7 separate regions of the Homo sapiens genome follow, and regions 1, 3, 4, 5, 6 and 7 are each linked to region 2. The links are chromatin loops, found by intact Hi-C in ENCODE. Cell type or tissue: HCT116. All regions are shown on one strand.

Region 1 (4,000 bases), 230 kb before region 2:
TTTCCTTAACTTCTCTCCTAGTGAAGCCGCTCTAAGTGAACATTTCCGCTGTGTTTTTTTTAATGACTGCCATTGTCTCGCTGGAGAATCGGAGGCTCTTTTAGAAGTACTGTTGGAAAATTCAGGATTTTACAAAACATTTTCTCAGCTGTACAGGGCAAAAACAAACTTTAATCCTACTAGCCATGGGTGTAAACCACAAGCCTAATTTCTCTTCTAAGAAGGGAAAGCTTAGTTAAGTTTTAAAGTGACAGTAATTTTAGGTGGTAAAATGAGCTCAACTCAAACATCGCTGTATGAAAGCGCTCTCCGCCAACACGCTCATGGACACACACAACTCCTTCCTCGAGGTTTAGGGACAGAGAGCGAACCTGTGACTTCGGGCCAGGATGACGACCTGAGATTTGGACAAGAGGAGGCGGCGGTTCCGCGAAGAGCCAAGGGCGGCCGGCGCTCCGGGATGCGCCGGACCCCGCGGCGCATCCTCGTTTGGGCGCCAACGGGCGCCGGCGGTCCTCGGACCCGGGTGTCGACTGCCGTGTGCCCACTGCCGTGTGCCCAGGCCCCGAAGCCTCCTCAACTCCTTGAGGGGCGCCTCCCTAGCCAGCTCAGCGCGCAGCGGGACCAAGGCTCTCCCAGCTTACCTGCGGGTCCGAGTAGGAGGACAGAAGCGCCGCCCGGCCTCGCCCAAGCGCACACGAAGGGGCCGCTTCCCGCCCCCCGCACCCCAGACCAGGCGGCTCACGGAACACCGCCTCCCAGCTCTGGCCCGGGACCAGGCGGTCCCCCAGCCGGCTTCGGCGCCGCGGCCGGGGACGCGCGTCTTCCTTCTCCAGGCGCCGGACGTGGAACCTGCGAGCCCCTGGCGGCGCCCCAAGTTATGCACAGGTCGCAGCTGCTCACCAAGCTCCTCCTGGGAGGCCGCCCTGGTCCCCGAGAGGGGCGCGCGGGAGTGGACGTTCCCGCACCTTCGCCCCATCCACACCTGCCGCCGCCGCCGGGGCCGCCAGCGCCGTGGCTCCGCCCCGGCTCCGCCCCTCGCCGCCCCCGGCTCCCGCTCCAGCCGCCGCCGCGACCGCCGCGGAAAGGAGGGGGAGGGAAGAGGCGCCTGGACGGGGCTGCGGGAGCGGCCGTGCTGAGCCTCCTCCCTTGGGCCCGGACGGGACCCAGGTTTCTCCACTGCAACGCAGCTCCCGAGTGACGGAATTTTGTGGGGGAAGCGGCGGCCACTACGCTCGCTTTTGGCACAGTAGCCCTTTGCGGGTGGGAGCTTCTCGCAGTCAGAGCTAAGGGAGAGGGAGTCCACCTGCAAGAGCCAGAGCTCGCCCTTGTACTCTCCGAATGCAAACTTAGCAAATTGAACAGCGGAAGTACTTCCTTGGTCGGACCCCTGCTCTTCTAGGGGTCTTCTAGAAACGTGGCGGCTATCACAGGCCCCGTGGTATAACTGGCATTTGGAAAACGAGGGTGTTTTTCCATCTGGAGTGGCCTCTCTCCTATCCTCAACCCTCCGTGTCCTTCGACGCCTCTCTCAGATGCCATCTCCACCAAGAATTTTTTCCGGGTACCCACCTGCGCCCAGATTTGATTCCGCCCTCTTTGGGACAGCCTGGGTGCTCTGAACCTTTCCACTGCCCCTTCAGGTGTATGAGAGCGCCTTGTGAAATGCATGGGCCATCGTTAGTTATTTTTATTGCAATATGTGGTTTCATATTCAGTACTGTAGTATACAAGCAGAGATATTTATGCTTTCACAACACTTTTCATTTGGGTTTGAATTCCTTAAACATGAAGACTATAGTAAGTTGCCCATCTCTGGAAGTAAATACTGAGGGGTACATGGCAGGGTAATCCGACCCGATGACCTAGCCAGAAGTTCTGGCTGTCCTACTCAACTATGCCCTCCGCAAGCCCAGCATGGTAGCCTTTCACCTGGATTTGAAGGGGAAAATTGTATTTCTCTCTGAATGTAATTACATTTTGGCAAAGGTCAGTCTAGTTACCACCAAAAAATATTCTACGAGTTGAAGGGTGGGGGTGGGAGCGTCAGAGCAAGGTTAATAGTGGTATTTTATTGATTTTGAAGTAAATATAACTCTACGTAGTCATTTGTTCAACCAAAACGAAAAATATTCATCAAATATTCCCTAATAAGTTGGTACTCATTTCCTTAGCCACTTTAAAAAACACAAGTCAAATATAATTGATTATATAAATTGTATTTGCATGAAGATTTGAGTCCAAGGACTATAAGAAAGATTCAAATTTTAAATTTTCTGCATACGATATGGTTAAATAAAATGTTTGTATACTATTTCCTATACCTAAGTGTATGTTTTGAGTTGAGATGTCAGTAGTGTTTAATGGTTAATAGTGTTAAGTAAACGACAGCTAGGAATCACTACAGTTAGCTTAGAACAGGTTGAATTTATGAACTCCCATTTTAAAGAACTGAGAAATCTCAAACCATATGACTGCCTTGACCAAGAAATAAAAAAAATTAAACAGATTCTTAATATTAAAATTTCTGAAAATTTTGAAAAATGAATTTTTAAAATTAACAGTCCTAGTATTTTTAAAAAGCAAATATTTTAGAAATCATGAAAAATGTACCTTAAGATGTAAAAGAGGATAAACCTCAGAGCTAAGGTCTTTTTAAAAATGTAGTTAGTGAAACCTATTCATGGAAAACTCAAAAGCATTCTTTGAAGTGAAAAAAGTACTCTAAATTTATTATGGAAAGTATAGTATCATTGAACTCAAATAGCTATTTTAAACATCGTAATTCTGTGAGTAACAAGAAAAAAAAGCTTTCCTTATATGTGAATCCCACTAGGCAAGACTTTGTCCAAAGTCCAACAGAAAAAAATATTGAATAAACAAGCATAAGCATCTCATTCGTGGAACATATTTTTAAGCTTTTATACAGAAGCCCAAAATAATATTATAGAAAAGATTACACAATTGCATAGCCAAAATTATATATCATAATATTATGAATAGCAAAGAAGCAAAGAAGGAATAATTCACCTCAAATAGCAAATAAACAAAAAGTGTCTTAAGCCCATAGTATCTTTTAGACTTCAACTGAGGCAAGCAAGCTGTTTGGCCCAAGACAAATATACATAATATCACAGTAAACCCAGAGCTAATAGAATACAGCCATAAGAGGCCCACATTGCAAACACACAGGCATCTGTAGCTAAAACTATCAAAGGGGCTTGCCCAGGGTACTTCACATACAACTTTTTGTTCCATCTTACTTCATTATAATGACAGCATCATCTTGAATGTGAGAATTTCCTCCTCAACCTTTACCTGCAAGTAAAAGATGAACCACTACTCATTTTCTAGTTGTACCCTAAAATGAATAAATAAGTCAAAGTTTCTACTGGCATTTAAATTATTTCTAAATATATTACTTACAAAGCTTAATGTATTATTTTAGTGATTAATAATTTCTGTACCATAAAACTTGTTCTGTATTAGTTATCACGTCTTTATACATCCACTGGTAATCAAGGACTTTCAGAAGAGAGTAGAATACAATCTTTATTTTATTTAAAGTTTAAATATATGTATTTAAGATACATATGTGTATGTGTGTGTATACATATGTATGTGTGTGTGTGTATATATATATATATAAATATAAATATAAAATGCACCCACACACATGAAGTACAGGACAAATGGGAACAGAAATGCCAAAACAATCTTTTTCCAAAATAAATATTTATAATAATTATAAAATAAATTATTAACAGAAAGTATACAAAGTGTGCTTTCCATTTCATTTTTAGTTTACTTATTTAGAAATGTTTTTGCATGTAAGCAAACCCAAATTCTGGTGATTATTATTAGTATTGTTTTTGAACAATGAGGTGGTGCAAGAAGCATTGGAAAGAATTTCTTAGCGGTCTCTCTGGCATTTTTTGAAGTTCTAATAAGCTTTTATGTGGAAGTTAGCAGATAATTTCAGTTTAAGTGATTTGACTGA
Region 2 (4,000 bases):
AATCCCTCCTCCAGTAGAACCTCCTTCTTAAAATATTTTAATGCTCTGCGTGCCCTGTAGAATAATATCAGAAGTCTTTAGGGTGCTATGTAAAGGTCAGAAACACCAATGCTCGTGGGACTAGAGGCAAGGCTGGGACTGAATGTGAGACGAAGAGGCCAGGGACAAACTGGGCAGTGCGCATGTCATCCACTGATACTGTGTTGGAATTAGAGAATGATATTGGAAGACACTCCAAATTTTCTAGAAAGCTTGGAAATCCCTATTTTTTCATGTAGAGGTTTCTAAGTTGTAAATGTTGACAGCTTATTTTTTAAAAATACTAGCCATGCACGGTGGCACATGTCTGTAATTCCAGCTACCTGGGAGGTTGACGTAGGAAGGTTCCCAGAGCCCAGGAGTTTGAGGTCCCCCTGGGTAATACAGTGAGACCTTGCCTCTAATAAATAAATAAATAAATAAATAAATAATGAATGAATGAGCGAAACAAACCTCATCTAATTTCCAAATTAACCCTTGGATTCCTGTTTCCAATGCTAGACTCTGACCTATGTCCGCCCGAAAGGCTTCATCTCTCACTCTGCCCCCTTATACTCACACCCTGTGCTCTAACCACATTCCAAGAACGGCAGCTCTTTGAATGTACCACACTGGTTCCTACTTTGGTGCCCTTCAACACATGTTGCCCAGCCCTGCCTTCACTACATGTCCAAAAGCCCTTCCTTGTTCCCTTTTCTTGCCTGCAAATACATATTGCACAGTTCAGCTCAAGGGCCTTTCTTCAAGGCATCCCTCACCCCTACCCAGGCCAAACTCACCATACCCTACCTTGTCACCCCCTATCCCAAAACTGTATATAACGTCCTTATTATATCTATAACATTTGGCTCTTATTTATTTTCTTTACTCCTCCTAAAAGACTCTAAGTTCCCCAAAGGCAGAGACAGTATCTTTTCAATCTCTATTCTCAGCACCTCATGCAGTAGCTAGTATACCATCATCATCATCATCATAATTAACACATTCAGTACTTACCATGTTCCAAGTGCTTTACAAGTATTAACTTGAACTCTCACACAAACCCTGGATAATCACCCTAATTTTACAGATGAAGAAACTGAAGCTGAGTGTCATAAGCTTCAACACCAAATAGTGTAGAGTCAGAGAGTATGGGTCTAGACCTTGCTTCTCTATCATGTTTTCTCCCATATGGCACAGTGGTTTTGTTTTGTTTTGTTTTTTTGTGTGGAAATAAAATTAAACCTAAGGTTCATTTCCTAGTAGTTGATCACTTCAGTATTTCCAATCTCTTTCTTATGTATCTTTCAGTTGCTAATAAAATAGAAAGCTCAGAGATAGTTTTGCCAAGAAGAATTTTATTAAAATACTGCCACTTAAGGACTCTAATCCCACCCAGCCCTCCTGAATTCATCTGGTCTTGATTCAGCCTTGGTGAAAACAGGGTGCAGTCTGACCTACCGATAACCCCATTAAGCAGTTTCTTTTGATGCAAACAGCAATTTAAGCAAATATGCCCTTTTGTTTTCTCTAGAGCTCTTTCTTATCGTAGTAATATCCAAGCTGAGCTTCATGTGGGAAATCAAAGAGCCAAAGACAGGGACTTTTCATTATACACAGAAATCCGACGGAATGCTTTTTATTCCCATTCAAGCAGTTACTACTTATCTGCGTGACTAAGGTATGGAAGATCTAAAAAGAAACTAAGTGCTAGTCTGGCCTCTACTCCTTCACCCAGATGGAAGTTTCACAAGCACGTTTAAAGCTTCGGGTCAAGTGCTGTCACTCTCAAAAACCAGTGGGTCTGCATTTTCCTTTGCACTACAAGTACTCTAACTACAGACATTGTTCCGGTTTTTATCTGATTATAAGTATCCAACTAAAGTAGTTAAATGTTTAGAAAAGGTAAATAACTGATAGTGCATAAGGGAACCTGAAGTACTCTGTTGACACTTAAATTATATAGCCAAGGACAATGGAGGAAATCATTTAGTGCTATTAATCAGTAATCTAACAGTATTGTGTCTGTGTGCAACTGTCTTTCTTTTGGCTAATATCTGTGAATTAATTGGTCATTGAAAAATCTGATAAAGGAATATTCTAAAAGTACACAGTGAAATCCAAATTATTTCTATCAATTACAGCTCACCTTTTCTGAGGCTTAAACTTGACATGTAAAAACATTTTAGTTATCTGTTTCAAAATGAACAATATACCTCTGGTTAAAATTCTACCTTTTAAAAATTAAGGTATTTGAGACCTACAGGGATTAATTCTCTACTTAATATTTACTTTACTTTAGTAGTTTTTCTACAGAAAGTTTGTGAAAGATTTCATCCCCTATATATGTTTCTTTATCCTCCAAAATCTGGTCCTACAACTGTACTCCTTGACCCATAAGGTCAAGTGGTGCCATCTGCTGGTCATAAGAAGTGGTGTCATCTGCTGGTCATTGGTATATAACTATGAGAAAAACCACGTGCACTGTTGTAGAAGCAACTTAAGTAAACTGCAGTAGAGTACACTTACCACTTTAGAATTAACCTTTAAGTTATAACTTCTCTCTTTCCCTTCCCCCTTTCTCTCTCGCACTTTCTCTTATGAAGCCAATATGACTCAAGTTTTAGACTATTTTAAAAGGCAGGTTTGAGAAAAAAAAAAAAGAAAGCAAACTTTTGATGCCCCCTGGTGTTCAGGTTCCTTAGCATTTCTGAACTTCCTCTTTTGCTAAAACTAAAACCATAATAATGTGTTCTTCATTCATTCATTCATTTAGTCATTCACTTATTCATTCATCTAATGAACATAACTATATCATGAACCTATGAATTACACTCTATTTGAGATAACTGGATACCAAATTGTGGCCAACATGACAAGGAAAGAAAAATGAAGAATCTCAAGACAAAATTCAATTGAAATCTGTTTTGAAGTGTCCTTTGAGTTTGTCAGTTCAGTTGTAGCAAATCTGTGATGGCTGCCCTTATAAGTAACCTGAGGAAGAGAGGAAAAGAGGGTAGAAGGTGAAGGGAAGAGAGGGGAGGAGGGAGAGGATGGGCTGGATCAGTGAACATAATATAATCCACTCATGACACACAGAACAGACAACTTGTTGCTTCCTCTTTAAGTGCATTATAAACTAACACTTTTTTTTTTTTTTTTGAGATGGAGTTTTGCTCTTGTTGCCCAGGCTGGAATGCAATGGCCCAATTTCAGCTCACTGCAACCTCCGCCTCCCGTGTTCAAGCGATTCTACTGCCTCAGCCCCCCAAGTAGCTGCGATTACGGGCATGCGCCACCATGCCCAGCTAATTTTTGTATTTTTTAGTAGAGACGGGGTTTCTCCATGTTGGTCAGGCTGGTCTCGAGCTCCCAACCTCAGGTGATCCACCTGCCTCGGCCTCCCAAAGTGCTGGGATTACAGGCGGAAGCCACCGTGCCCGGCCGACACTTTTAAATAAAGAGATAAATGAGCTTGATGGGAATATATTACTTTACGAGCAAGATTTGTGTCTAATGCTTTAACTTAATTGTGGCAATTATTGTCAGATGGTCTAGGAAAAAATTGTGTATCTGGTACATGACTTTTGGGGAGCTCTAGGAAGCCCTCAGCAACATCATATTTCCCTTTGCACACCTCTGCTCCAGAGATATTTTCACAGTTGGATAAGATGCTTCTTAGATGATCACCAATACTCCATGCCTACTCATCAGTCCAGCCACTTGAAACAATCACCAGTACAACAGGACCGCCATATCTCCATGATATGAAATGAAGAGCTCATCCACGTGCCAGGAAGGTGGTGCACCCCAGCTGAATGGGAACAGAAGTTCCTGTGCTCAGGACCCTTCTAGACTTCACTTTATGTATCTTTTTATCTGGATATTTATTCATATCCTTTCAAATACCCTTCATAATAAATCAGTAAACGTGTTTCCCTGAGTTCTGTGAGCCACTCCAGCAAATTAATCGAACCCAAAG
Region 3 (4,000 bases), 200 kb before region 2:
CAAGAATCAATTTTCAGAGACAAAGAGTAGAGCAGAGACAGGTAGCGAACAGACAGGAGAAAAAGCTGAAAGAGAATAACCAGCAGAATAGAAAACAGAAAACTCATGCTTCCTACAAATATTTATTGCTGCTAGCTACAGGTCAATATAGGAGGTGACCATAGTTAATGGAGGGGAAATTCCAAATTTCTAAGAAGACAGAGCAATCTTAAGTCATAAGAATTATGAATATTTGTTAGAATGAAAAAAGAAGTAGAGTGTGATCTTTCATGGTTTCTCCTATCTTCATTTTTAGATATGCTCATGCCTAATCTCTCTATTTTCCTCTTTCATAAGAGATGAGGCATTGGTCTCTTCAATGGCCCAGTGCCTAGAGATAATGATGAGTAGTATTTAGCTTGAAGCATAGACTGAAGTAGGTTATTTGACATCTCACTGGAAGCTGGAGGCTGATCATTTCTAGCTCCACCAGTTGCTCTATTTACAAATATCTTATTTTGAAAAATGTAGGGGAGTCCCACAGGGCAGCTATAAGGCAAAGACATATTTTTCATATTTCCCAGTTTGCCTTGATTTTTAGTGGTGCCAAATACCCTGTGTGCACTAAAAATCATCTTTGATATTTCTTCTTTCACACCTGAGGGAATTTACTGATGCCAGATTGAACTGACTTGTAAGGTAGTTACCAATGTTTAATTAAGATCTAATCATGCCAAGTCACAGACTGCTATATCATGCATATAAGGATGACTTAAGACAGGGATATAGTTTGGTATCTCTTGAGTTCTGATTAAATCTAATACTTTAAATTATGTATAAGATACATGGGATCTAGATCATGCTAATGTGAGAACAAATTAAAGACTGGACTAATAAAGTAAGTACGACTACTCAGAAAATGATCAAACTCTAAATGGAAGAACAGTATAGTTGAAAACAATAATCTTTGCTCTAGTTCTGGCTCTCCTACCTATTCATGTCATTGTGGAGACCTTACTTCACTCACCTGAATCGCTACTTTCTTAAGTTATAATGATATGACCTGAGACTCCTATTAGCCCTATCATATCATGTCTCTCTGAGTACATGTTATTTATTCAAATAAATAAGGCTGAGAGTTTACAATAACAATGCTCAAACACATGAGAAAGTATTGTAAGAAGGTTGCTGACTTGTTCCATTCCCAGAAGAAGAAAAAGAAAAGAGGATGAAATAAAGGGCGGAACCAAATATTTATAAGACATCTGATATGTGTAAGACACTCTGCTATTCCCGCTGTATACATTAGTTCTAATATCAACTTTACATTAATAATTATTATTTTCCTTTACTTCATGGATAAGAAAACTAAGACTAAGGAAATTTTGCTATTGTTCACCTTTCTTTCATTGTTAATCTTTTTTGAAAGAGTAGTCTACATTCACTTTCTCTGTTCACTACTCACTTAGTTCTTACTTGCAGTCTGGCTTCAACGCTCACCAAGATGCAAAACTTCTTGTTTAACCTTTTCAGGATTTTTTAGAGTTTAACCTGTGCTCTTTCTTGAAACCCCCTCTTCTGTTTCTGACACCTGACTTTCCTGATTTAACTTCTATTGTAGCAGCTGTAATCTTTGCACACCATGTAGCTTAAACAAAGATGAAATATTATTTCATTCCAAATGAACCTAGTGACTTCCATGCTCACTACTGGTAAAATACTTAAATTTATCAAATCAGGATCACCGAGGCTATTCTAGATTAAAACACATTTATCTGATTTTTGCCTTATGCATTCTCATTTCCTTCTCCCCAGACTGATCAAAAGCTCAGAGGGACTTACTTTTGCTTCTCATATAGGAGAGAATGTCTCGGCTGGAATTTACTTTTGATGACACTCCTGTTTCCCTGTTGTGCAAGTGCAAGATGATTGCTGTTGGAAACTCAGCGGCCTGCTTCTGCTGACTCACTCCTACCTCAGGGTGGCTGGCACTGTGATCCTTTCAGGCTTAGTCACATCCTCCTTGCATTCACGGCTTTTGCTGGCCACCCTGTAGTTTCTGCAAAAGGCTCTCCTGGCCTCATTTTATTCTTCAGTAACTGGTCATTTTGACCAATCATCTTTTGTGGTAACCCCTTGCAGGAAGACTACCTCTCAACTCTCAGCTATTTCTAATGTTTTATTAGACACACAAAACATTTTTGGATCTCATACATCTCAAGGAAAAAATTCAAGAGGGCTGGGAGGTAGGTGGAGAAAGTGTGAAGAGGCTATCTCAACCCACTCTCCGCCTATATCTGCCCGCAAAATATGTCTTCTTTCCTCTGGCTACTCCATGTTGGCAGGAGACCCTTGGGAATGCTATCTCTTTCCATAGTTTGAAAAAAGAACATACAACTCCTTGGTTTTCAGTCTCCAAACCCATCTGGCTATCTCCGTCTCCCAACCAGGTTTTTACTTTGAGATCAGCACTCACATCAGCATCTAATCATATTGCTATTCTCTATTCCTCTCCAGATTTCTCCCTCAGCCCCCCGCAAATACTTCTATCTATGGTGCAAATCTTCTCTTGAATGATCATGAATCGTCACAAATTCCATAGTTTAAAGAAGAAAATGCTGAGTTTACCAGACCCTTAGCCTTGGTAGGAGGTGGAAGGAGGCCTTAAAAAAAAAAAAAGAAAGAAAAAGAAAAAGCTTTCTCATTCAAAGTTGTCTCTATCACTAGCTTTTGAGAGCTTCCTTTGAAACTTGAACAGAATAATCTGACTGTTTTCATGGTGGATTTCTTCCCTTTTATTCTTTGTTTCCTGAACACATTAAGTCTTCACATCAGGGTTTACAGTTAACTACATATAAAAGGAATTGGCAAGAAGGAGAAATACAACACATTGGATAATGTTTCAAAATATTATTTTTCTAGATTGGTTGTGGACTCCTTTTTTCTAATTTATTTTCATTCTCCCACACTGTCAATGTTGGTGTTAATCAAGACATTGTCAATGAACAGCTTCTATTCTTCCTATTTTATTTTTAGTGTCTAAATATAGTTTTATATCTGTAATTCTTCACTTTTTTGAGGTCATGTACCCTTTTGAGATTCTGTGGAAATCCAGGGACTTTCTTCCTTCAAAAAGACACTTAAGCATATACATATAGTTTTCATTATTCGAAGGGGTTCATGGAGTTTCTTAAGCCTATTAATAAAACCAAGGGGGACATAACTACCTGGGTGAAGACCACCTGTCCACATTGTTCATTGCTATTTTCCCAGAGCCTAAAAGGGCATCGGCCAAAAAGCAGGTATTCAGAATTAATTATTTATTTAAATAAATAAAACAATTAATATCTCCAACTCTCATACTGTCCTGAATTCTAGCCCATTTTACCAACTGCTATTCAGATGTGACATCAGAATCTTAAACTCAATACATCCACACTAAAAGTATTATCTTTTTGTTCCCTTTTCCATCAGTGGCCTTTGCTTTCCTCAGAGTTAAGTTATTCTGACTTTACCGTCAGCATTTTTGCCTCCTGCTCTTCTCTAAGTCCTTTAAATTCTATTGGCTTTCAAGGCATGCTGATTATCTCTCTCAATTTTTCACAGTCTGTTGCCATATATGAAGGTGGTACTTTGAGGTGTCTAGCCAGCTAAAAATGGCACATTACCTTCAAGCCTTCACTCACAGGATAGTTTTCAGGGAGTCAGGTCTTATCCCTCGCCCCATATCTATAGTTCACTGGACACCTGATCTAAGCTAAGCCAATCACATTCTATTGGTTAGAAATTTGATATTGAGATTAAAAATTCTAATTTACTCTAGATAATTCCTTTAATATGGAATATAAAAAAACTGTAGAGCCCTGAGACATCCACCTGTAACCATGTGGAATTAATAATAGAAAAAGCAAATATGCCGATAGAAAAGAATAAAACAGTTATTCAGAGAAAAGCAGGAGCCAGCAACTGAGAATCCAGAGAAGTATTCCAGGTTCCTGACTTCTCAGCACCAGGTTCCTTT
Region 4 (4,000 bases), 79 kb before region 2:
CCACCCTAACCGAATTCTGCCTTGATTTCTATTTGGTCACCTATGTCTTAACTTATATTACTTCTTGTTAAATTTTAATGTTCCCAAACAAACTTCTGAAGTCAATTATCTATTTACAGCCAATGAGAGTGGGAACATTTTGACAGAGCCAGCTACTTCCAATATTTATTGATACATTGCTTCCTACCTGGGACCCAGTATTACTTACCTCACTCACAGATGTGGTTAACATGTACATAGCCTACTGGTCTATGTTACACTGTTTCACGTTCCAGCTGAACAATACTCCCCTTTAAGAAGCATCAGAGAACCCAAATTACTGCATGATACCTGACTCAACTTGTTCCTCTATTGTAGCATAAGATTAAAGCATTTTTTCATCGACTTCTCCCCTAACCCCCAGTCCTTCTTAATCCTCTATCTGGCTGATTCATAACAGCTGTTAAATAACTAGACATTTAGGTAAAGGCAAACTGAAGCTATAAATCAATGTGTGTGATTTAATAACCAACTCTTTCTGGCGCAGCTTGCTCATACTGTCTTGGTTTGCTTTTTTTTATGCTGACTTAAGCTGCAGCATCTGTATGAAGGGGTTTAGCACAATTGTAAATACTAATCTCCAGGCTGCCAATGTCATTACGGAAGTAGATACAAGTAAATGAAACTCACAGTACATTTCTATAGACACTGTGGGTGATTTTGAAGACATATGTATCTTCCAAGCTGTTACAATCTTCCTGAATGTGAGTATTTCTTAGGACTGTCTTCGTTGTAAACTACAGAAACCAGCATCAGCTAGTTTAAGCAGAATAGGGGAATTAGAAGGATACAGAATGTCCTAAATGTCTTACAGAATCCAGCTGCAGGGATGCAGTGGGGCCTCAGGAAGGGGCTGACACCAGAGCCTAGAAAGCCATCGAGATTTTCTCACCATTTTACCTCTCTTCCTCTCAGTCCATCTGTTCATTCCTCTTGCTGTCTATCAACTGGTTTCTTCCACGTGGCAGGCATTGGCTGGTTGTTCAGCAAATTCCTTTTTTTTCTTCTGGGGATGTAACTAGACCACATGGGCCATTAGATGTAACCACGTAGCTCACTTCTGGCTTCCACTTCAAATTCTGACCTATAAGCTCCCATGAAATTCTGTACTTTCTATCTCTCCTAATCTACCGGCAGAATGATGAAAACTAAAGCCTTGGAGGAGGTTAGGAGCCACAGGATAAAAGGAGCTTGGTCCCTGAATAACTGCATGCCCCCTGCCCTATCATCAACACCTCCCTCCTCCACCATGGACTTGATGTTACTGAGAAGTAAAGTGCTATCTGTTAAGTTCTACCTATTCCGTTAAGCTATTAAGATTTGAAGATTTATCTTCTATTGCAGTTAGTATCACTCTAAATCTTCTTTCCTTGTGTGGAAAATACGGAGCCTGTGGCTTCAGAGCTTATGCTTTACAAATACAGCCTTCTACCAACAAGAAAAAAAAAAAAGCCTTCTCTCAATTGGTCTCAATTCCAAATTTTCAAAAATCAGAGTCGGATTGAACCAGTGGGTCAACTCCTACCCTTGATACACTCAACTTTGATAAGGGAGGTTAAGTCGTCATGCACAAAGTGGCCACTAGAGGGTACACTATGTGAACATGAGTTTTAAAACCAAGACTGAGCCTTGAGTTCTTGTTTTGGCTCTGCGGCTAACTTGTTGAGTAGTCTTAATGATTGCACTTAACCACTTTAGGCATCAGTCTCCTCATATCAAAATGAGAAATTTAGATGAAGTCCTTTCCAAAATGTTTTTCTACTTTACTATTATATAATCCATAAGATTTCATACTATGCTCAGAAAACGACCCTTACACAACAAAATCAGAGTTTCCCAGAATTTTTTTTGCAGTTTAGCACAGCAATGCTCAAAGTATCACAGCACTTTTTGTGATTTCCCAAATAACTTGCTTAGTGTCCTAAGATCATAGGAATGAATAAGGTTACCATTCTAAAAGTTAATCGTGTGTTCTTTGTGAAGTACACTAATGGCTTCTTCTGCTGAACTTTCTTAAGAATTTCATAATTTTGGGATTATATAATCCTAGATTATACTATACATAATTATATACTATGCATTGATTAAGAGCACAGATTCCAGAGCTGGATTGCCTGGGTAGATCTTAAGTCTACCTTCTACTAACTGTGGGATAATATTTACTTTAGAGAGTTATTGTGGGGATTTTTTTTAAATCATACATATATGGCTCTAGCACCTAAGTGTTCAATAAATGTTTGCTTAAAAGAAGAATTTCATTTATTCTATTGTAGTTGTTTAAGTATCTGTCTACACCAATAAACTTTGAGCCCCTAAAAGCCAGATACCCAGTTTTACTGAATTTCTTGTCATTCAGACTCTAGCCTAGAGTTTAAGCACATATCTACTTAATAAATAACTTTAAATGAGTAAATGAATAAATTAATGGTATTCTCATGGAGCATTGAGTTTGCCTTACAAAAATACAAAATAATCTGTATTTTTCTCATTTTAAGTTCCTTCAATTAGTTACTTTTTTTTACAGATATTTCTTCGTAGGCCGGAGGAGCATTCCTTTATGAACAGCCTTAAGGTATGGCCATTCTTCTACTGCAAGATTGATAGCATGAGGCTACAGATTAGCATTACTTGGGGAGCTGAGGAGCTCTTTAAATATTCTGATGCCTGGGTCCCACCCAGATCTAATAAGTTAGAATCTTAGTGGTGGGGGTAGGGCGTATGCCTCAGGATATTTTTAATGCTCCCCTGGGCAGCAGTCAGGCTTGAGAACCTCTATTCTGGCTTATCTGTTTATTTTGCTGTGATATATTAAGTGTATGTTTCTTTCATTATTGTAACTTAGATTTTTTTACCCTTTCACTTGCTCATCACAGCCCATTAGGCATTGTATTACTCAGAGTTCTCCAGAGAAGCAGAACCAACAGGATGTGTGTGCTTGCGTGTGTGGGGGGGGGATATCTATGTGTGTGTGTTCATGTGTGTGTAGGCATGTGTGTGTCTGAACCAACAGGATCTGTACCACATCCTGTTAGTACACATATCTTCATACATATAAGAAGAAAGACTTACTTTAAGGAATTGGCTCACACAGTTGTGGAGGCTTGGTAAATCCAAAATCTGCAAGGGTAGACCAACAGGCTGGAGATCCAGGGAAGAGTTGCAGTTTGAGTGCAAAGGCAGGCTGCTGGCAGAGTTCCCTTTTATTCTGAGGAGTTCAGTCTTTTTCTACTAAGGCCCTAACCTGATTGAATGAGTTTCACCCACATAATGAACGGTAATTTGCTTTACTCAAATTCTACTAATTTAAATGTAAATATCATCTAAAAAACCATTACAGAAAAATCTAGAATAATGTTTGATAAAATACCTGGGTGCTGTGTGACCTAGCCAACTTGACACATACACACACATCACAAGCACTTGGGACCTCAATTTTTGCCATTTCCTCTGCTTAAAAATGTTTTCCAGTAGCTCCATGTATGCTTCAACAGGGTTTGCTTTATGATAATCTCCTTCCTGTGGTGGGGATTATGACTGCTCTCCTAACAGAAGCAGGAGAGACAAACCTGACGTGGGAGGGTTAAAAGTCTGACTCAAAGGCGCACTGTCACAATAGCCTGGGGAAGGTTCTGCATGGCTGCCTTTGTCTGCAAGAGTGCTCTTGTTTCACACTCATCTCCCTGTGAATGTCTCTTAGAAGACTCAGCTACTAAGTCAAATGAATGTACACATTCATCTCTTCTTATGGGAATTACATCCAGGAAATCTTGATTAAAACCAGATCAAAACTGCCAATGTAACCAAGAGATTCTCCTCTGAATGTAGACACAATAACTGTCAACACACAATTGTACTTTTCAAAAATGATGATTCCAAAATTTGAATCTAATCAGAGTTCCAAATAAAAAGTTTACATGGTGTTTTCCTTGCTTGAATGAATGAAAATCTATTTTAGAATCCA
Region 5 (4,000 bases), 320 kb before region 2:
AGCTGCCTTTCACATTTTTCTTTCATTTTGACCTTGGAGAATCTGATGATTATATATCTTGAGGATGGTGTGTAATATCTCGTGGGGGTTCTCTGTAATTCATGAATTTGAATGTTGGCCTCTCTAAGTGAGGTCGAGGAAGTTTTCATGGATGATATTCTGAAACATGTTTTCCAAGTTGATTGCTTTTTCCCTGTTTCTTTCAGGGATGCCAACGAGTTATAGATTTCATCTCTTGCCATAATCCCATATTTCTTGGAGGTTTTGTTTGTTCTTTTTTATTCATTTTTCTTTATTTTTGTCTGACTGAGTTATTTAGGAGAGGCAGTCTTTGAGCTCTGAGATTCTTTCCTCAGCTTGGAACTAGTGCAGTTGTTTGAAAGAAAAAAAGGAACTCTGGCTTTTTTGCTGGTTCTTTCTTGTGCTGGTTCTTTCTCATTTGTGTGGGCTGATGTTCCTTCAATCTTTGAAGTTTCTGTCCTTTTGATGGATATTTTCTTTTTTTCTTTGATGCCCTTGGGGGTTTGATTATGGTATAAGTTGGGTTTAGTTGACAGGCTTCAATATTAGTCTGCTCCTGGGTCTTGGAGGAGCCCCCCCGATTACTGCCTACATGCCTGTGCTTCTTTTTTTGGGTGTTTTGATCCGCAGGACTCCCTTAGGCAGGGCCACCATTGGCAGATATGCTGTATCCATGCCAGGTCAGCCCTAATCTGCTGTCTGTGTGCTTTCTGGGGAAACACAGGGTTACACCTGTCCACAGAGTTCAGGTGGAAGTGGGACCGCTGGGTTGGAAGTTCTAGCAGGTGTGGGCCATCTGGCTATGAGAGGTGGGGGTTGGTGGGGCTACCCTCCCTGTCATGCAGGTGTTTCCGGGGCAACAGGAACCTGTGCCGCTTTGCAAATTCAGGCAGAAATAGGACCACCAATCTAGAAGTTCTAGTGGACATGGCTTATCTGGGCTACCAGTGGCAAGGGTGGATGGGAATGCCTGCCCTGCTGTCTAGATGCTTCCTGGGAAAACAGGAGGCTGCACCCACTGTTTAAGTTCCCACAGAATTAGGAACACTGGGTCAGAAGCTCTGGCAGCTGTTGACAGCCTGAGTGCCAGTGGCCAGGGTGGGTGGGGTCACATGCTCTGTTCTCCTGGTGTTTTACTTGTTTTGCTTATAAAGGGAAATGTTCATTAAGATTCTACCTTTAGCTGGGTGTGGTGGCTCATGCCTGTAATCCCAGTACTTTGGGAGGCCAAGGCAGGAGGATCCCTTGAGCCTAGGAGTTTGAGATAAGCTTGGGCAACATGGCCAAATTCCTTCTCTACAAAAAATAGAAAAGGCATGGTGTACACCTGTAGTCCCAGCTACTTGAGAGGCTAAGATGGGAAGATCATCTGAGCCTGGGGAGGCTGAGGCTGCAGTGAGCTGTGATTGTGCCACTCCACTCCAGCCTGGGCAACACAGCAAGATCCTGTCTTAAAAAAAAAAAAAAGAAAAAAAAAGATTCTACCTTGAAGCTGTTTTCCTGGAATGCATCTAAATGGGAGAGTCCAGTTTGAACCAGTAGAGGGCAGAATAACATTTAGCATTCATCACTGGAATGTGTTTGCACATGAGGTGTATCAACAGTAAGGAAACAAAATAACTCTAGATATTCATGTGTCTTAGTAAGTACATTTGGTTAATTAACATAAGGCCATGTTATGTTCATCATTAATGAACCCAGCCAAGACTTTTTTTTTTAACCAACACTCAACTGCTTAAATGCCTTGCTCATCAAAGAGACACCAGAGAACAAAGCTAAGTTATAAAAAATAAGGATGGAAAAGCTTCCAAATATCCCTTAAAAAACAATTATATTGGAAGGTCTAATGGGGTCAGATTAGATAATAAATAACAATCTAGAACTAGTATTAGGCTAATATCACTGATTTTATGCTTACCTTTTAAAACTTTATTCTGTGTTATTTATTTATTCTAGATTCCCATAAATATATTTACCACTTAAACTGAAAGACCCATAGAAGACATTTTTAAAAATTATTTCCACACTAGTTTTTCCAATTGATAAGGTGATCAGTAACATAGATTTTTGATCCAACTACTGGGAACAATTTAAAACAATCTGTTCATCAATATTGAATAAGAAAAATAAACTATCATCTCAAATATTTTGATGAGATATTTGCAAAGAAATTATATTCAGTCATAATTTCTAAGACTTCAAATTAATGAGAAACAGATATGTGCAAATGAGATCAGGCATGTTTCTTTTTAAACAAGTGAAATTATAAACAAAAATATTCTTCTAAAAAATTAGGTAAAAGGCAGCAATGTCTACTTTCCCCTGAAATATTTAATATTGTGGTGAAATAATAACAATGTAAAACATTATGAAACAAGCAAGAGGAATTAAAGTTATAACATGAAGACAATTTGGTCATGTAGGGTAAAAATAAGGCTCCTTTTGTTCCCTCTTAATGAACATCACATCATAAATCTAGCCACTCTTGTATCCTCCTATTACCATAAATTGGTTTTTGAAGTTTCTGAACTTTCTATAAATGAAAACACATTTTAGTTTTTCTTTATATTTAGCTTTTTCACTCAATGTTATGTCTGTGAAATCATCCATACTGTTCATGTATGTTGAGTGTGTTGTTTTTTTCAAGTTTTATGAGCCATTTGGATAGTCTCTTTTGTGAAATTCCTGTTCCAATCTTTCTTTTTGGTAAGCACTTTCTCCTTTTCTTATTGATATTGATTTCTCTTTTTATTTTAGTTATTTTTATATATATCCTAGATACAACTACTTTGTTGGGTAAATGTATTGTAAATAACATCTTTCAGATTGAAGCTGATCTTTTTATTCACTTAAAGTTATTAATCTTAATGAAGACTAAGTTATCAAATTTTATTTGATGGTTACTTCACTTTTGTCCTATTTAAGGAAACACTGCTTACAGTAACCAAGTACATAAATATCATGTCATACAGATATGCTCTTATGTTTTCTTCTAGCATTTTTATATGTTTAGCTTTTGCATTTAGGTCTATGATGCATCTTTATTGTACATAGTGAGGTGGGAGTAACATGGATATTCAGTTGACACACAACATTTAAGAAAAACCTTCTAGGCTTATTGAATTGCAGTGACATATTAATTACAAATCAGGTGACCATAAATATGGCCTGTATTTTGGCTCTATGCTCTTCTACTGATCCACTTATTTTTTATCTTTGTCCCAGACAGACTAGCTTAGTATTACTCTTCTGGATTTGTTCTTTTCTTTAAAACTTGTCTAGCCTAGGTCTTTTGTACTCCAGTGTAAATTTCAGAATTTTCTTGTTAATTTCCATAGAAAAATCTGTTACAATTTTATTGAGATTTTTTGAGAAATCAACATCTTAACAATATTGAAACCTCCAATCCATTAACATTGTATATCCTGTCTTCTTCAATCTGTGAGAAGCTTATTCTTTGCCCTTTGAATGTTGGTCATATAGTGGTCATTGGCCAGGACATAAAGAAGCGGGCTGATGCCTATCCTTGTTTTTCTATAGCCTCATCTCTATAGACAACATTCTGTCCACAAGTGAAGAACAAAGCCAGAAGCAAACAGGTGGAATCCTCAGGAGAGTCTTTTTGTAATAAGGAGAAAGATCTCATATTTGATTTTTACTTCTGACAGGCTCTCTGGTCCCATCCCACCTATTCCCCTACCCTACCAGCTGTGAGACCAACAAGAGAGCTGGGCTACACCCAACTTCTGTCCCCTCATACTTGTGAGAATTCCAAACCCCGCAGACCCTGGTCTACTTGGGGGAACCCGATCACAGTCCCACCTCCTAACAGCATGAAGTTTCAAGCTATGCATACTACCTGACTCTTTCCCTTTAATCCCTGTAAAAAAAAAAAAAAAAAAAAAAAAAAAGAAAAGCAATAGCAGCAACAACAAAACCCAGTCTCTGGCAAAATCCAGATTCAGATCTAAAGAAAATA
Region 6 (4,000 bases), 210 kb before region 2:
CCATCCCATTTTTCTCTGCTTCCAAATCCATCCCACATTTGCTTTGTCTGTAGAAGTAAGTTTTCTGAAATCCCTTTCATCACTATCATGCAGAACTTATTTCAACAATTGTAAAAAACAACAAACAAACAAAAAAAAACTGGTGGAAAATTGGGGACATATGGGAAATCTAAATACCAACTGGGTATGACATGATAAGGAACTTGTTAATTTTCTTAGGAGTGAATCGTATGTAAGAAAATGTCTTCAAATTTTAGAGATCCATACTAAAGAATTTAAAGGCTGAGGTAATGGTATCTGGACCTTACTTTAAAACAACTGAGCAAAGAGATAGTAGCCAAAGGAAATACAGTAAAATTATCATTATTAAGGCTAGGTGATCAATATGTGGGGCTTTATTATAATATTCTCTCTACTTTGAAATGTACTTGAAATTTTTAATAACAAAGTTAAAATAAATGTAATATTATGTGTTTCCTAATTCTGATACTATCATACTTGCCCAATTTTGTGTGTGTGTGTGTGTGTGTGTGTGTGTGTGTGTGTGTGTGTAAGACAGGGTCTTGCTTTGTTGCCCAGGCTGGAGTACAGTGGTATGATTACTGCTCACTGAAGCCTTGACCTCCCAGGCTCCAGCAGTCCTCCTAATTCAGCCTTCCAAGTAGCTGGGACTACAGGCACATGGCACAATATCAGGCTAATTTTTGTAATTTTTTGTAGATTTGTGGTCTCCCTATGTTGCCTAGGCTGGTCCCAAACTCCTGGGCCCAAGCGATCCGCCCACCTTGGCCTTTCCCAATTCTTACAGCAAAAAAGAGTATACAGTTGATATGAACCATTCTCTGAACATCATTTGTTTTTACTGTACCTGCTTCTGTCATAATGAACAAGAAGTGTGAAGGATATTTATCTGTCCATAGCAGCAGATGACAATGTTTTATGCTGAACTACAGCGGACAGGTGATGTGCAAATATATGAAACTCTCAAATATATAACTGGCTCTGCTTCTTAGAAGCTTGTAGACTTGAAGTAAGCAACCTACCCGCTCTAGGCTTTTTCTGTGAAAAGGGCTATAATTGGATCTACTTCCAGGCTATTGTTAGGATTTAGGACATAATGCATACAAATCACTCGGCTCATTGCCTGAAACATAGTGAGAACCCAATAAACATCATAGCACCCAAAAAACATAAATACCTTTTAGCAGCAGTCAAAAAAGGTAAAACATTTGTGTTCTACCTCACAAGGAGTTTCCACACTGTAGCTGGGAAACAAATCACCCCTTAATAAGGTTAAGCTATACAGTATAGCTCAGTTTTCATCTTTCACGTCTCAAACAGAAACATCATGTGGATCTTTCACTCAAACCAAATGGAAGTTGTTTTCCTTTCCACAACAATATGAATTCCCTTGGTTAGACAGTAAGAAGGTCACTGGACAATTTCTGAACTGTGAATAAGCAAATACAAAGAGAAGGAAAAAAGCTGGGTTTGTTGAGCAGGCATTGCTCATTCCAGACTGATGACACAACTTTTGGTTAAGGATAGTGAAGATAGAGAAAGCAGTTGCACTGACATTTCAACACATTCCTTTAGCCATGGTAATTAACGCCTCAACTTCTGGATTCAGGGAACGGCCCTCTCTCTGCTGAGGACATTCATTTCAAAGGTGTGCTTTTAAGTGAATTGAAAAGGACCCTAAAGAGAAAGGCTGCCTTTCATATCTCGTCTCTCTCTTCAGTGAATCTGGACACAGTGCTTTCATCTTCTCATTGCCCAGCTTAGGTCCCCTTTTGTTTTGTGGTGCCCTGTTACGTTGCTTTGTTTTGGTTTCTCTGGGAGGCCTGCCAACCCTAGCCTCAGAGAAGGCTCGAAATGATGAGATCAAATGTTTTGAGACAGTGTTACATTTCCTTTTTTTCCCCAAGCTTTTCTTTGTTTAGCTCTATGCCTCCTGTCATCTTAAATCTTCTCTTCCTTATGTAGTGCCTCTATAGCCAAAGAGATTGCTAAGTCACAGAATCACGTACTTTGAAGTAATTTCTTGAGAGTAATGAAACTCAGCTACCTGACAGAAAAATCCCCTTTATGATAACTCCAACCCATGCTTATGCTCAAATATGACTTGCACACACTTCATACAGGGGAGTTCCTTGCACCAATACTAGTTTTTAAATGTAGTTTTTAGAACGTTCTTCCTTATGGTTTTAGAACTGTAATTAATCTTAATTCTAGTTAATGGAGTTAAACAGAAGGAATCATATCCCCTCCTCTCCCACCTGTTTTCTCTTTTTCAGATTTAGAATCTCATTTTCTAAACATTATGTAGAAATTAAGATGTAGAAGGGGAGGGTGATCATAAAAATATACAGACAGGCTTTACAGAATTCATTCCTTCATTCAAAAAATAATTCAAAGTACGAGCCAGGGGATTCTAAGTTTTGAAGTGAGGAGTAACTTGATCTATAGAAGGAATTGAAACAAAAACTGCATGAATAGACTTTTGAGTCAGGGAGGGTCTTCCCAGATGAAGCTGGGTTTTGTAGACTTAGGGACATTTTTCCAAAAATAATAAAAAAACAGGGAGGAGTTTTAAGCAGCAATGTCATAGGGTTTCAAGACATTTTGCCATTATGGCTACCCTCTTCTGGACAGACTGTAGTTATTCACCATTCTGTTTCAGGTGCACAGCGCTAACCATACCATCCAGACAGGGGCTGGTGAGTCCACAGTAGGCTGAGCCATCACCTCCTTTGTTCTGGACATTAGATTGATGCATCCTAATGATGTATTTACTTGGATGGTCACTTTGTCATTCTGTTTTGTATCAGATAGATCTGGTGGTCGACTAAAATCAATACCTGGTTTGGGTTGGATTTTTGATGCTAGATATGCTATACAGAAGCTGGACCACAAAGGAAACTCACGTCAACTTGAGATGCCCAGCATTAAGTTTCTCTTCTCTTTCTGCATCTAATTGAGCCTATATGATGAGAGTTTTGCTTTTGTTCTGGTTTTTCTCTTTTCTTCTATAATTTTTTTCTAATGATGACAGCAAACTTGGAAAATACAGAAAAACAAAGTGAAGCAAGTAAAAATAATTGAAATAAGCATAGATAACCATTGTTATCACTGCTATTGACATCTTTCACTAAGTATCATTTTCCATGGTTGAAATCATACTGTCATGTAGTTTTATATAGCCTGTTTTATAACTATTATTATTAGGTCACAAGAATTTATTTTCCAGCATATTAAATGGTTTTCATATGTGCTTCTTATTTGAGGACATTGAATTTCCTGGTTTTTTACTTTATAAAAGAATATTTTCAAAGAATACCTTTATATTTAAATATTTACTTGCATTTCAGAGTATTTCCTTAGATTAGCACTCTAGAAACATATTTAAAGCTTCTTTGATACATATTTATACACTGCTTTACAAAACTTGTTGGCTAATTTACACTTCTACCTGTATTGTGCATTAAAAAAATAAAAATAAAAAATTAACCTTGCTGCTTAATTGGAGAAAATATAACTGCATTATTGTCTTCACTTTTGTTTTTAATTGTTAGTGATGTTAAAGATTTTACAATGTTTATTAAGCCATTTATCTTTCTTTATTGTTAACTGTCAGTTCTCATCTTTCTTATGCAGGATGGTCTTACTGATTTTCTTCTAAATTTGTGTAATCCTTTTGTATATAAATATTTTAATCCTCATTTTGTCATAACTCTTATAAGTGAGTATGCATCCCAATCTACTTGGAATTTTAATATTGTTTGTGATTTTTAAAAATTACAAAGAAGCCTTAAAAATTTAGCTTATTTTACATATACCATTTGAGTGCTACTGTAATGAAAAATAAAGAGGTTTCTTTGCCTGATTTACTTTCTCTTTCAGTTTGACCTGAGCTTGAAAACAAAAGTAGAAAAGAAAAAAAGTTTTCATGGGTTTCGCCTTAAATAAATCTTACATAATTCCTCTTAAATGCATTTTC
Region 7 (4,000 bases), 550 kb before region 2:
CCCCAAGCTTACACCAGCAGTGCAGCCACCCCACTCCTCTGGCTAAACACTGCCATTAACATGGCTTCACATTTCTTGGAGGTGGAGACCCCAGGGGCAACAGAAAGCCTGTCTACCACTGCCTCTGCAGTGGTACTACCCCAGCTACCTTGGAACTGATGAAGGAGCAGAGACCTCAAGTACCTTATCCATACCTCCAACAAGCTGCCGTCAACCCAAGAGAGGAGGCCAGTCTGTCTGCCATTGGTCAATCACCCACCCCTCACATCACCAGGCAGGGAACCCCTGGCTTGGGCCCACAGGACACACTCCCATCCCACGCTGATTGCACTGAGTGACTGCTGACCTGCTTCTCTGTGGTGGAGCCCCCCGGAGACAAGCAAAAGACCCTCAGTTACAACAACTACTAAGGTCCCTTCCTTCGATGGCTCCAAGTTGGGGAGAAAACATTAACCCTGAGATCACCCCAGAGCTGTTGTGGGCAGCCTGGGAGTGCCAAGATACAAGGTACAGTCAGCACTCAAGTGGGAGAGGAGCCCAAACTTTCAAAGCATTGAGATGGAGCACGTGTACAACCGTGAGGAAATGTAGGTGAGCCCCATGACTGAGCAAGAGCCTGACAACTGACCACTGCACCTAAGAGTCACCTACTAGGTCATGCCCAAAGCTTCAACACCAACAAATCTCACTAACACACCCTCATTCAACCAAAGACATGTCAGCTACAAATAAAGACCCTGCACAAAGCTACAGCCCTGTGAACACAGCCAGAAAATAAGTCTCTTTATTGATTGAACTCAAGCTACACTCCCATATGCAGAGATGAGAAAGAACCAATGCAAGAACTACAGTAACTCAAATGGACAGAGCATCTTATGTCCTCCAAATAATCACACTAGTTCTCCAACAAGGGTTCTTAACCAAAATGAGTTAGCTAAAATGACAGAAATATAATTCAGAATAGGGATAGAAAGGAATTCCATTGAGATTCAGGAAAACAGTAAAACCTAAACCAAGGAAACTAAGAATCACAATCAAAAGAGAGAAGAGTTGATAGCCAAATAGCCAGTATGAAAAAGAACCTAACGGACCTAGTAGATGTACACACTACAAGAATTTCACAATGCAATCACAAGTATTAACAGCAGAATAGACCAAGCTGAGGACAGAATCTCAGGACTTGAAGACTGGCTCTCTGAAATAAGACAATCAGACAAAAATAAAGAAAAAAGAATGAAGAGCAATGAACAAAACCTCCAAGAAATAGGGGGTGGTATAAAGAGGCCAAATCTAGGAATCACTTCCATCCTTTAAAGAGACAGGGAGAAAACAAACAACTTGGAAAATGTATTTCAGGATATAGTCTATGAAAGCTTCCACAATCTTGATAGAGAGATCACAAATCAAATTCCCTTGAAGTTCTACACCCAGATTGACCGGCTCTTCTCATTCCTAGTCTAGCACAATCCATAGAGGAAGGGATAAGTTAGGAGGTCCCGGGGAGGCTGGGCAGGCTGGAGGAAAGGGACATATCCAGACCCTTTCTCTTTCCCCATAGCTGTCCATTGCCCCAAGAGGACATGTCATGCCTGAAGCTGGGAGTATTTTCTCTCTCCACGATACAGAAGTTAAGGAAATGGGCTAATTCCAGTACCGTGATAGTTCTTTCTTGGGAAGAGCCTCTTTTTAGCTATGAAGATAAATATCCTGCCAGGAGGCCTACTTCTGCATTCACAGCCTGCTGTCCTCAGACTTGGCTGCTGTGTTGGTGCACTTTGACCAGTTGGTGGCTCTCTTTCCCTGTAAATCTTGTAATAGTCTCAAAGTAGAATGGAACCTGCGTTTTATTTCCTTTTTTGCTAAGCTACTGTTATGTCATTGCAACAGCGACATTCCGTGTTTTACAGAAATATTCATCATAAGAAAGGAAAAAGAGTATTTTATAAAAAGAGCTTCTGAAAAACCTAGAACTTTCACTGACCTTCTGCTTTAATTTGTGATTTTGTGCTCTTAAGGGAAAAGTGATGGGTAAAACCCACAAGAGAACTGAAAACAGCTGTATGAAGAGGCAGTGCAGGCTAATGATGAGTGAAGAAGAGAGCACAGTGCGCATTTCTAGAGGAAGAGGAAGGAAACTAATGTGATATGGGAGTGAAAAAATGGGATACAGAAAAGCATGGAGGAAAGGGAAAAGTGTGTCAGCTCTCAGAACCAGCAAAGATGTATATTTTACTTAAGTTTAGGAGAGTAACTTCATATGGGAGTGTACTCTGGGATTCTGAGAGCCAGGAAACAAATGTTCCAGGTGCCAGAATCAGTTAACCATCAACACGTGTATTCTGCACTTCAATCTAGATGCTGCTCCTCTGTCAGGTATTTATAGAAGCCACCATTTCCTGACTAAGTGTAAGTAGGACTTTGAAATGAGGTGAGACAATTTTTCAGCCTCTTTAGAATTCATGATAGAATTCTGTTTTTTTAGGCTGCCAAAAAAATATATATGCAACCAGAATGGAATTTCAATGTAAAATAAGTTATTGTTATTTATACCTGATGTGTAAATTTTGAATTGGGATTTGCTTAATAATTATTAATCTCGTTTTTTCCTCATTTATACACAACCATCTCCTGCTCTCTGAATTTCCTTGGTTCATGTTGTATTTTCAGCTGATTTTGACCAACTTGCTCTCTCTCTTTCTTTCTTTTTTTTTTTTTTGATTTTGCTTTAAGTTCTGGAATACATGTGCAGAACCTGTAGATTTGTTACATAGGTATACATGTGCCATGGTGGTTTGCTGCACCTATCAACTTGTCATCTAGGTTTTAAGCACAATTTTTAAAAATCCCATCTATCATTGATGGGCATTTGGGTTGGTTTTGTGTCTTTGCTATTGTAAATAGGGCTGCAGTAAACATACACGTGCATGTATTTTCATAATAGAATGACATATATTTCTTTGGGTATTACTCAGGAATGGGATTGCTGGGTCAAATGCTATTTCTGGTTCTAGATCCTTGATGAATTACCACAGTCTTCCACAATGGTTGAAGTAATTTACATTCCCACCAACAGTGTAAAAGCTTTCCTGTTTTTCCACAGCTTCACCAGCATCTGTTGTTTCCTGACTTTTTAATAATCACCATTCTGAGGGGCATGAGATGGTATCTCATTGGTGTTTTGATTTTCCTTTCTCTAATGATCAGTGATGTTGAGCTTTTTTCATCTTTATGGGCCACATAAATGTCTCCTTTTGAGAAATGTCTGTTCATGTTTTGCCACTTTTTGATGTTTTTTTTTCTAAATTTGTTTAAGTTCTTTTTACATTCTGGATATTAGACCTCTGTCAATTGGATAGACTGCAAAAATTTTCTCCCGTTCTGTAGGTTGCCTGTTCGCTGTGATGACTGATAATTTCGTTTGCTGTGCAGAAGCTCTTTAATTAGATGCCATTTGTCAATTTTAGCTTTAGATGCAGTTGCTTTTGGCAATTTCATCATAAAATCTTTGCCCATGCCTATGTCCTGAATGCTATTGCCTATGTTTTATTCTAGGGTTTTTATGGTTTTGGGTTTTACATTTAAGTCTTATATCCATCTTGAGTTAATTTTTGTATAAGATGTAAGGAAGGGTCCAGTTTCAGTTTTCTGCATATGGCTATCCAGTTTTCCCAGCACCATTTATTAAATAGGGAATCCTTTCCCCATTCCTAAAGTATTGAGAAAGAGATTCTCTTTTCCAGTTTCCAATTTTATTTTATGAAAGAAATGTGTCAGTTTTTACTGACATTTAACAGAGTATTAATCAAAATAATGATCAATTACTATTGTAAATAATTTTACATTTTATGCTTTAAATATATAAAATATTAAATGTATTAATATGATTTATCAGTGCATCACATTTATGAAATTTATTCATTGACATGTATTTTCAAAAAGGAAACACTATGCAGATAAAAGATAATCCACATTTTTGGCGGGTCCAACTTATTACTTCCCT

The links. A loop is a pair of places that touch in the nucleus more often than their neighbours do. Peaks named below come from ENCODE experiments on the same cell type or tissue, not always from the same donor. Only the 100,000 strongest peaks of a DNase experiment are listed, where the experiment ranks them.
Region 1: a loop joins it to region 2, with 5 times the contacts of the local background. A loop is called at or near these places in 15 of 110 quality-filtered maps.
Region 3: it touches region 2 in a loop (5-fold over the local background); 9 of 110 quality-filtered maps call a loop at or near these places.
Region 4: it touches region 2 in a loop (9-fold over the local background); 37 of 110 quality-filtered maps call a loop at or near these places.
Region 5: it touches region 2 in a loop (12-fold over the local background); 50 of 110 quality-filtered maps call a loop at or near these places.
Region 6: it touches region 2 in a loop (6-fold over the local background); 15 of 110 quality-filtered maps call a loop at or near these places.
Region 7: a loop joins it to region 2, with 5 times the contacts of the local background. A loop is called at or near these places in 30 of 110 quality-filtered maps.

What each region holds. Positions count from the first base shown.
Region 1 is chr9:21,558,845-21,562,844 of GRCh38, forward strand. MIR31HG (MIR31 host gene) reads right to left here and starts at 954. Exons shown (of 3, transcript NR_152879.1): 1 at 645-954. RefSeq lists an enhancer at 1-515. In HCT116, no CTCF peak of the experiment used is centred here; no DNase peak of the experiment used is centred here; H3K4me3 peaks cover 2,790 bases; H3K27ac peaks cover 4,000 bases.
Region 2 is chr9:21,787,178-21,791,177 of GRCh38, forward strand. No RefSeq gene overlaps it. Among named protein-coding and RNA genes, the nearest start is that of MTAP, 13 kb to the right of the region's middle. In HCT116, CTCF peaks have their summits at 2,490 (motif pointing left) and 2,689 (motif pointing left); DNase peaks (open chromatin) are centred at 1,634 and 2,444; H3K4me3 peaks cover 1,249 bases; H3K27ac peaks cover 4,000 bases.
Region 3 is chr9:21,589,866-21,593,865 of GRCh38, forward strand. No RefSeq gene overlaps it. Among named protein-coding and RNA genes, the nearest start is that of MIR31HG, 32 kb to the left of the region's middle. In HCT116, no CTCF peak of the experiment used is centred here; a DNase peak (open chromatin) is centred at 1,946; H3K4me3 peaks cover 2,804 bases; H3K27ac peaks cover 4,000 bases.
Region 4 is chr9:21,708,039-21,712,038 of GRCh38, forward strand. All of the region lies in intron 1 of LOC107987026 (a long non-coding RNA gene), which reads right to left. Among named protein-coding and RNA genes, the nearest start is that of MTAP, 93 kb to the right of the region's middle. In HCT116, a CTCF peak has its summit at 1,610 (motif pointing right); DNase peaks (open chromatin) are centred at 377, 1,623 and 3,633; H3K4me3 peaks cover 1,778 bases; H3K27ac peaks cover 4,000 bases.
Region 5 is chr9:21,464,553-21,468,552 of GRCh38, forward strand. All of the region lies in intron 2 of MIR31HG (MIR31 host gene), which reads right to left. Among named protein-coding and RNA genes, the nearest start is that of IFNE, 16 kb to the right of the region's middle. RefSeq lists a silencer at 1,561-1,640. In HCT116, a CTCF peak has its summit at 1,562 (motif pointing right); a DNase peak (open chromatin) is centred at 1,559.
Region 6 is chr9:21,574,925-21,578,924 of GRCh38, forward strand. No RefSeq gene overlaps it. Among named protein-coding and RNA genes, the nearest start is that of MIR31HG, 17 kb to the left of the region's middle. RefSeq lists a silencer at 2,056-2,105. In HCT116, no CTCF peak of the experiment used is centred here; a DNase peak (open chromatin) is centred at 1,797; H3K4me3 peaks cover 1,407 bases; H3K27ac peaks cover 4,000 bases.
Region 7 is chr9:21,234,140-21,238,139 of GRCh38, forward strand. No RefSeq gene overlaps it. Among named protein-coding and RNA genes, the nearest start is that of IFNA14, 3.9 kb to the right of the region's middle. In HCT116, a CTCF peak has its summit at 1,801 (motif pointing right); a DNase peak (open chromatin) is centred at 1,802.